Linked DNA regions of Homo sapiens: regions 2 and 3 are each linked to region 1. A link is a contact called in ENCODE Hi-C or POLR2A ChIA-PET data. All regions are on one chromosome and are shown on one strand. Each heading gives the region's core, a stretch centred on a gene start or an enhancer-like site at or near the end of the contact. The rest is flanking DNA. Distances are from core to core; before and after follow the strand shown.

The links. Hi-C counts contacts between places; a loop is a spot of excess contacts on that map. ChIA-PET counts read pairs that join two places held with the same protein, here RNA polymerase II (POLR2A). Pooled maps may share reads with other maps.
Region 2: a map with no recorded cell type shows a loop between it and region 1 (7-fold over the local background). The contact joins two enhancer-like sites. A Hi-C loop is called at or near these places in 29 of 168 maps with a recorded cell type or tissue (GM11168, GM12878, GM13977 and 21 more), 9 of 37 single-sample maps with no recorded cell type and 7 of 50 pooled maps. POLR2A ChIA-PET finds 5 or more read pairs at or near these places in 5 of 52 experiments (A673, AG04449, AG04450 and 2 more).
Region 3: a loop to region 1 is called in a map of Jurkat, with 4 times the contacts of the local background. The contact joins two enhancer-like sites. A Hi-C loop is called at or near these places in 50 of 168 maps with a recorded cell type or tissue (CD4-positive, alpha-beta T cell, GM11168, GM12878 and 34 more), 1 of 37 single-sample maps with no recorded cell type and 8 of 50 pooled maps. POLR2A ChIA-PET finds 5 or more read pairs at or near these places in 3 of 52 experiments (AG04449, CD4-positive, alpha-beta T cell and GM10248).

The regions. Positions count from the first base shown.
Region 1 is chr1:236,119,164-236,122,103 of GRCh38, reverse strand. No RefSeq gene overlaps it. Among named protein-coding and RNA genes, the nearest start is that of GPR137B, 22 kb to the left of the region's middle. RefSeq lists an enhancer at 1,307-1,426. Within about 2 kb of position 1,368, at least 3 of the 41 ENCODE cell types and tissues checked have a DNase peak (open chromatin) inside an H3K27ac peak, as active enhancers do.
Region 2 is chr1:236,505,941-236,508,880 of GRCh38, reverse strand. No RefSeq gene overlaps it. Among named protein-coding and RNA genes, the nearest start is that of LGALS8, 17 kb to the left of the region's middle. Within about 2 kb of position 1,485, at least 4 of the 41 ENCODE cell types and tissues checked have a DNase peak (open chromatin) inside an H3K27ac peak, as active enhancers do.
Region 3 is chr1:236,488,482-236,491,421 of GRCh38, reverse strand. No RefSeq gene overlaps it. Among named protein-coding and RNA genes, the nearest start is that of LGALS8, 34 kb to the left of the region's middle. Within about 2 kb of position 1,386, at least 2 of the 41 ENCODE cell types and tissues checked have a DNase peak (open chromatin) inside an H3K27ac peak, as active enhancers do.

The sequences.
Region 1 (2,940 bases), core at 119-2,618:
TTGAGGTGTGGACAGGACTGTAAAAGGGAAGGGTCATTCCTTGAGCCCAAAGCCTGTGGTCTTCTAATACAATGTCATTCGTGGGTTCCCTGTTGGCTCATCAGCTACCAAGCTTGGTACCAGGCAATTTGGGATAGGATGAAAACAAAGTCGAAAACATGCTCTTTGACCCCAAAAAACTTACCTCCTAATTGGAGAAGTGAAAATAACCCAGAAACAACCACAGAGTGCTTTAGAGAGTCATGGGATATGGCCGGGCATGGTGGCTCACGCCTGTAATCCCAGCATTTTGGGAGGCTGAGGCGGGTGGATCACCTGAGGTCAGGAGTTCAAGACCACCCTGGGCAACATGGTGAAACCCCATCTCTACTAATAATACAAAAATTAGCTGGGCATGGTGGCGCGTGCCTGTAATCCCAGCTACTCGGGAGGCTGAGGCAGGAGAATCGCTTGAACCCGGGAGGCAGAGGCTGTGGTGAGCCGAGGTCGTGCCGCTGCACTCCAGCCTGGGCAACAACAGCAAACTCCATCTCCAAAACAACAACAACAAAAAAGAGTCTTGGGTTAGGGGAGGAAAGAAGGAGAGATGCAACCAGGTGTGATTGATTTAGCAGGTGGAAAAGTGGGGAAGGCCTACCAGGCAGAGAATCGAGGTGGGTAGACTAGTCTCGTGGAGACAGACCATGGTCCTGGAGTCATTGATGTTGAATCCCAGCTCCTCCGTGTGCCCGCTGGGTGACACTGGGCAAGTTATTTTTTCTGTCCAAACTTCAGTCTTCTAATCTGGAAATCAAGTTATGTTTTCTACTTCTTATGTGGCTGCAAACATTAAATGAAGTAAGATGAATGTAGGATTTTGGAGAACGAAATGCCTGTGGCCCACAGCTGCCTACGATGTAGGGGTGGCACATCTCCCGGGGGGCGAAGCTGGGTGAATTTCCAGTGTCAGCTGCAACCACCAGCTCAGCCTCCTGCTTAGTAACCATCTTTACGACTACAGACAGCAGTCCTCATCTCTGCCCCCTAATTAGCAGTCCTAACTAAGTGATAGGTGGGTTTGGTGGAAACCACACACAACTACCGAGGAAACCAGCTGGGTTTGTCAAAGGAAACCAATCTCCCTGTCCCTCTCCGTGCCCCTCTCTGTTCCCCTCTCCCTCCCCACTTCTCTTCCCTTTCCTTCTCTGCAGTGACCTAGGATCTCACTCAGTACAGCCGGCTTTCAAAGAACTCTAGGCAGAATCGCTCTCTCCTCGATGAGTCAAATCTAAGGCCATTTATCTCAACCCGTAACGTGAAAATAGTGAAAATCAAGAGTGAAACAGAAGTTGTTTCCTCTCGAGAATCAAGAGTGAAACGAAAGTTATATTTCCTCTAGAGAATCAAGAGTGAAATGGAAGTTGTTTCCTCTAGAGAAGCCCCTTGAATAACTTGGACATTTCTATCAGCAACCGTCTTCTAGAATCAGGTCACAATCAAGGGTGAGGGGAGAAGTCTGTGATTCCCAGCACCATGAGAGGATGCAGCCACCACTTTGATACCTTGGAAAATGTGGATCAGTTTAATCTGAAAAATGTTGAACAATCTTCAAACACAGATGTCCCCACTTTCTGGATTTTCGGGTTGAAAGAGATGGAAAATACTCCTTTGTTTTACACCTGAAGGCTGCTGGGCCTTCTGAGATCTGCTAGTCAGCGGCAGATGTAGAAAAAACCAGGACTCAAGTTTTCTGATGCAGAGATGTCTTTCAGCCGCACCGCTCTGCCTGTGTCTCGGTCTGGTGTGGGCTCATCTAAAGCAGCAAGCTCTCGTAGACTGTGATCCGGAGGCGGGAAGCATCCCCCTCTCCACCCTCCTTAAAATGCCTCCCCCTAAGAAGTCTTTCTACTCCAGTCCAGGATTACAACACTTACTTTATTTCCTTTATTTTCTTAGGACCATGCAGAGACTGCGTACATTTCCTCTAAGGCTTTGTCACCCCGTGAGGTCCCTCAGTAGAAAGGATGTTTACATAGTGGGAAGGGTCAGAACTTTCCAAGACCTGATGTCCAGTCCTTACTCTGCCCCTTACTGATTTTCACTCCATCGAGACAATGATCTCTTTTCTAGAGCAGCGCACATTTATTTATTCATTGTCCAAATATAAGGTACACTAAGCACTGAGACATAAAGAGGACAAGCAAGACCTCCCCGACGCCCCTACCCCTGCTTCCAGGACCTTGCTCTGTTGTGGAGACAGATGGGCACACGGGCAACTACATCATATGTTCTAGGATAAAGCGACCATGTATGCAGAGACAGGGAGGCATGAGGCAGCCTGGGCTTCCAGCACTGGGACTGCAGACGGTTCTACTGCAGACTGTAAAGGGGTGGAGTGGGATGGGGATATTGTTAGAGGTCACCAGGGGCCAGATGACAAGGGACATCCTATATCTAACTAAAGAGGTTAGATGTTATCATGTCAGCTCAGGCCGCCCTTGTAGACTTGAGGGCAGGATCACACTTTCCTGGTAGAAAGATCGTAGTTGTCTAATTAGCAAGGCCAGAGGCAGGCAAACCAGGCAAGTGCTTATTGAAACGTTGCAGGGAGTGAGGATGAGTTCCTGAGGCAGGAGAAGGAGAAGCCTGAAGAAAAGAACCTGCTTGAGTCCAGGAGTTCGAGACCAGCCTGGGCAACATAGCGAGACCCTGTCTCTATCTAAAAAATAAAATAAAATAAAAAGGGGAGACTAATTTAAAAACATGAAAAGAGGCCGGGTGGTAGCTCACGCCTGTAATCCCAGCTACTTGAGAGGCTGAGGCAGGAAAATCGCTTGAGCCAGGGAGGTGGAGGTTGCAGTGAGCCGAGATCACGCCATTGCACTCCAGCCTGGGTGACAGAGCGAGACTCCGTCTCAAAACATAAAAACATGAAAAGGGGCCAGGCACAGTGGCTTACGC
Region 2 (2,940 bases), core at 236-2,735, 390 kb before region 1:
CTCAGACCACAGCACAATCAAATTAGAACTCAGTATTAAGAAACTCACTCAAAACCACATAACTACATGGCAATTGAACAACCTGCTCCTGAATGACTCCTGGGTAAATAATAATGAAATTAAGGTAGACATCAAGAAGTTCTTTGAAGCCAATGAGAACAAAGGCCTGCGGCCAGACATCAGGGTCCTTCTCTGTGTTAGTGCAGTGAGCACTTAATTTCACTGTTTGGACATTTTCCTTGGTTATCTGTCTGTGTAGCCACAGATATCAAAAGAACCTAAACTCCTCCAGCCACCTCCCCAGACCCTATCCCATGAAACTCACACTCTTCTTTCTAGGATGGCCCCCGCCCCACCACCCTGTGGCAAAGTAAAATGTTGCTTTAAAAGACAGAAGCTCCAAACCAGCTAATACTTAAAATCTGTGTACCATCCCATCTTCATTTGGGAATAAGTAGCTTTAAAGTTAAGTTACAAGACTGGGCCGGGCGCGAGGGCTCACGCCTGTAATCTCAGCACTTTGGGAGGCTGAGGCGGGTGGATCACGAGGTCAGAAGATCGAGACCATCCTGGCTAACACGGTGAAACCCCGTCTCTACTAAAAATACAAAAAAAATTAGCTGGGCATGGTGGCGGGCGCCTGTAGTCCCAGCTACTCGGGAGGCTGAGGCAGGAGAATGGCGTGAACCCGGGAGGCGGAGCTTGCAGTGAGCCGAGATGGCACCACTGCACTCCAGCCTGGGCAATTGAGCGAGACTGTCTCAAAAAGAAAAAAGATACTAGCCTGAGCAACATATTGAGACCCCTGTCTCTACAAAAGTAAAAATAAAAATAAAAAATTACTCGGGGTGGTGGCATGCGCCTGTAGTCCCAGCTACTCGGGAGGCTAAGGCAGGAGGATCACTTAAGCCTGAGAGGTCAAGGCTGCAGTGAGCTAGGACTGCACCGCTGCACTTCAGCATGGGTGACAGAGCAAGACCCTGTCTCTAAAAACAACAACAACCACAAAAACAAAACCTACACGCATTTGCTTGAGATCTTAGCCCTTTGGAGCTATTCAGGCAAAAATTAAAATTTTTGATTTTATAAGATTCCTAATGTCTGTCTCTGCTAGAATACAAAGCTGCATGGCTCATAAAATTAGTTAAGAAATCTGTCATCTTTAGGTATACTAATTTTGTCCCAAGCTAGTCCAATGTGTGTTCTACACATTTGTCACTTCTTTTGGGCTGACCTACATTGGCAAGATTATACAATGCATGTGTATGCATAGGAAAATAATGACCTCATCCTAAAATATAGTACTGTGATAAGCAGGCTTCACAGCTAGGGAGGTATTTATTTAAGTATCTAGCACAGCAGAACTACACTCTAGCTAATCTGTGAGGGAGGATATCATGTCCAAATGTTTAACATTCTTTCTGGCTATTTAATCTAATTTAGAATTCTTGGCTTTGGCAGCAGAGCACCCTGCCAAGAGATATAGCAAGCCCTAGCAAAACGCCTGGCTCCACTCTACCCACTAGTGTGGGCAGGAGGCTTCATGGCTTCCCTAAATGGCCCTAGATTCCTCTTCCACCTTCATTCCTCTCTGCCAACCTTGAAATGTAATGTTTTATTTCATCAAACCAAAATTCAGCACTGGGCCTGAGGATCTGCCCAATTTACACCTTGATTTCTGTCTGGCCCATACTTGCTCCTGCCTTTTTTTTTTTTTTTTTTAAGATGAAGTCTCGCTCTGTCACCAGGCTGGAGGGCAGTGGTGCAATCTCGGCTCACTGCAACCTCCACCTCCCGGGTTCAAGCAATTCTTCTGCCTCAGCCTCCCGAGTAGCTGGGATTACAGGCTCATGCCACATGCCCAGTTAATTTTCGTATTTTTAGTACAGACAGGGTTTCACCATGTTGGCCAGGATGGTCTCGATCTCTTGACCTCGTGATCCGCCCACCTTGGCCTCCCAAAGTGCTGGGATTACAGGCGTGAGCCACCACGCCCGGCCTGCTCCTGCCTTTAATTGAGCAAGGTGAGCTGTGGCCCCTCTGCTCATTAACATACTGCTTGCTTAGGGAATTTGGTCAGGAGCCACCAACGCAAAGACATTTAATTGCGATTGTACTTTCTTTTCTTTTTTTTTTTTTTTGAGACAGGGTCTCACTCTGTCATCCAGGCTGGAGTGCATCGATCATGTCTCACTGCAGCCTCATCCTCCTGGGCTCAGAGGATCCTTCCACCTCAGCCTCCCAAGTAGCTGGGAACACAAGCATGCACCAACCTGCCCGGCTAACGATTTTTATTTTTTGTAGAGATGGGGCCTCCCCATGTTACCCATGGTGGTCTCGAACTCCTGGGCTCAAGCGATCCCCTGCCTCGGCTTCCCAAAGTGCTGGGATTACAGGCATAAGCCACCGCACCAGGCATTGCAATTTCACATTTAATTGGATATACAATTCCTGTTCTGCTCATGAAACCTGAGCGAGCCTTTAGACATTTCTAACATTGGATAAATTACTCGTTTCATTCAACTAGAAAATCCAAGGGCTGCTTTCCATTGCAATGGAGTTTTTGTAGTTATTTGCTATTTTTAATAAAACCATTTTTACTATACATTTTTTAATACAAAGCCAATGCGTATTTTCACTATAGAAACAATGTAGAAACAAAAGAAACACTATTGAGTATCAATAGTCCCTCTCACCCAGGGCAACCACAAAGAATGAACATCTTTATATGTCATTAAAAATATTGTACTTTTGGCTGGGCATGGTGGCTCACACCTGTAATCCCAACACTTTGGGAGGCCAAGGCAGGCGGATCATAAAGTCAGGAGTTCGAGGCCAGCCTGGCCAACATGGGGAAACCCCGTCTCTACTAAAAATACAAAAATTAGCCAGGCGTGGTGGTGGGTGCCTGTAATCCCAGCTACTCGGGAGGCTGAGGCA
Region 3 (2,940 bases), core at 137-2,636, 370 kb before region 1:
CCGTCTCTACTAAAAATTAGCCAGCCTTGGTGGCAAACACCTGTAATCCCAGCTACTCTGGAGGCTGACGCATGAGAATTGCTTGAACCTGACAGGCGGAGGTTGCAGTGAGCCGAGATGTCGCCACTGCACTCCAGCCTGGGTGACAGAGCGAGACTCTGTCTCAAAAAAAAAAAGAAACACAAGCGAACAAATTGCTTCTGCATAGTCAGGGAAAAAGGAAGCCCGTGGCAGGGAGAGGAAGGCCGTCGGCATACGGAGGAAATCTGATTTGATAAATGAGTGCATGGCTCGAAAACAAGCGACACGAAATAATGACACGGACCCAAAGGAGAGGAAAATTATAAAACAAGGAGAGCAGAAGTGGAAAGAGATGTGATAAGAAGGATAGTCTCCTCAAAACTAGATAAAACATTTACTCATCTAAAAGAGAAAGGAAGGGGGAAGAAAATCTCCTAGACCTTACTTATTAATATTGTACTTAAAAGAACATATTTTTGCATTGCACATTATAGAGGAAGGGGCAAGGATAGTGCTCTGGGTCAATATTTGCTGTAACTATGAACTTTGTCCTTTAACATGACAGCTACCTTTGGTCACAGCCGCTTCCTTGGATGCTAAATTGAAAGGGAAAGAGACCAAAAGTGCACAAAGGGCTAAGCCTAAAACTACAGGAAGAAAGCATCCTGCCGAGTGTTAAAAATAATTCCCAGAGTATGGAACTGTTATTGGAGCTGGCTGGTCACACATTGGATCCGAATGACAGGGTGAAGTAGCGATGAACACATCCACGGGACGGGGACCTTCATTTCAATTATGGCGGCCTCGTTCTGCTTATATGTGCTCATTTGTAAAACAGCCCCACTCTTCCTATCTTCCAGTGGGGCTACTTGCAAGGCTTTTAGCATACAACCAAGAATTATTTTTTAATTTTAATTTTTATTTATTTATTTTTGAGACGGAGTCTCGCTCTGTAGCCCAGGCTGGAGTGCAGTGGCACGATTTCGGCTCACCGCAACCTCCACCTCCCGGGTCCCGGTTCAGGCAATTCTCCTGCCTCAGCCTCTCGAGTAACTGGGATTACAGGAATGTGCCACTATGCCCAGCTAAGTTTTGTATTTTTAGTAGAGCCGGAGTTTCACCATGTTGGCCAGGCTGGTCTTGAACTCCTGACCTCGTGATCCGCCCGCCCTGGACTCCCAAAGTACTGGGATTACAGGCGAGCCACCGCGCCTGGCCAAGAATTAATATTAATAAAAGGCTGGTCCTGGGCTGGTTTTAGGATGTCAGCCCAGCCAGAAAGGATGTGTATAGATGTTATATTCCAGCAGGGGGCAGTACCACATAAAAATAACTCTTAAGGAAAATCCAGGTCTGCTACCACATATTTTCCATGTTGTTGAATAATAATTATTTAGTGCCGTAAAAATAGGTGACTTGTTCATACAATTGATCTTTTGAGTACTGGTGGGAAATCCCAGGACCATGTAAGCCCTAACAATGTAAAAGTCACGTGCCTTCTTTGAGTCTCCCTCCTGTGTGAGTCCTCCTGTGTGTAGATGTGTCGGGGAGTGTGGCTTTCCTTTCTGTGTGTGTAGTAATTTGCTATTGCAACCAAGGAAATGCATATTACATAGGACCTCATCAACTACCATTATAGATGAAAGTTTTGTTTAAGAGAATATACCCTAGATTTTTCTCTTTTTAAAATAGAGACAGAATTCTCACTGTGTTGCCCAGGGTGGTCTCAAACTCCTGATCTCAAGTGACCCTCCCGCCCTCAGTCTCCCAAAGTGCTGGGATTACAGGCATGAGCCACCACATCCAGCCCTGTAATTTAGCTAAAGATATTTCATTCTAGGCTGGGAATGGTGGCTCCCGCCTGTAATCCCAGCACTTTGGAGGCTAAGGTGGGAGGATCACTTGAGGCCAGGAGTTTGAGACCAGCTTGGACAGCATAGCTAAACCCCATCTCTACCAAAAAAAAAAAAAAAAATTGCTGGGTGTGCTTGTATACGACTGCAGTTTCCATTACTTGGGAGGCTGAGGCAGGAGGATTCCTTGAGCCCAGGAGGTTGAGGCTGCAGTGAGCTATAATTTCACCACTGCACTCCAGCCTGGGCAACAGAGCAAGACCCTGCCTCAAAAAATAATAAAGAAAAATAAAAAATAGATTTCTAATAGCAAAAGGACCTCATCATTAGCAGTTAAGTTTATAATATACCCAATTTAACATGGATCCCTACGGACAGAAGTAAAAGTATTAATAAACTTAAATTTTAACAATGATTTGATCAATTAGTTATAATATCCTACCTTTCCACTCTCTCCTTTGTAAAGTATCGGCATGCTTATGCTATTACAGTACTCATTTGCTATAAATTAACTTTAAATTAAATGATTTTGCATTGTTACACAATTGATTGATACTTGTATTTCAGTTGGGAATTACTGTTTGATATTTTTGTATGCAACATAGATATAAATCATACTACACTTAGTCAAAGTCTGGACTCTGAAGGAACTTTAAAAATCTTTTGATTAAATTTCTCTCTGTTAATGGTATGCTCCTACTCATCAAAAATTTTCATAAACTCCAGTCATTACAGATGTCAACATGTGCAAGAAACAGTACAGTCAAATTATAACAGCAAATTTATATCAACTCTTTTGTTTGTTTTTTTTGAGATGGCACTCTGTCTCTCCCAGGTTGGAGTGCAGTGGCATGATCTTGGCTCACTGCTGCCTCCCGTATTCAAGTGATTCTCCTGTCTCAGCCTCCCCAGTAGCTGGGACTATAGGTGTGCACCACCATACCCAGCTAACTTTGTATTTTTAGTAGAGATAGGTTTTCACTATGTTGGCCAGGTTGGTCTCGAACTCCTGACCTCAGGTGATCCACCCGCCTTGGCCTCCCAAAGTGTTGGGATCACAGGCGTG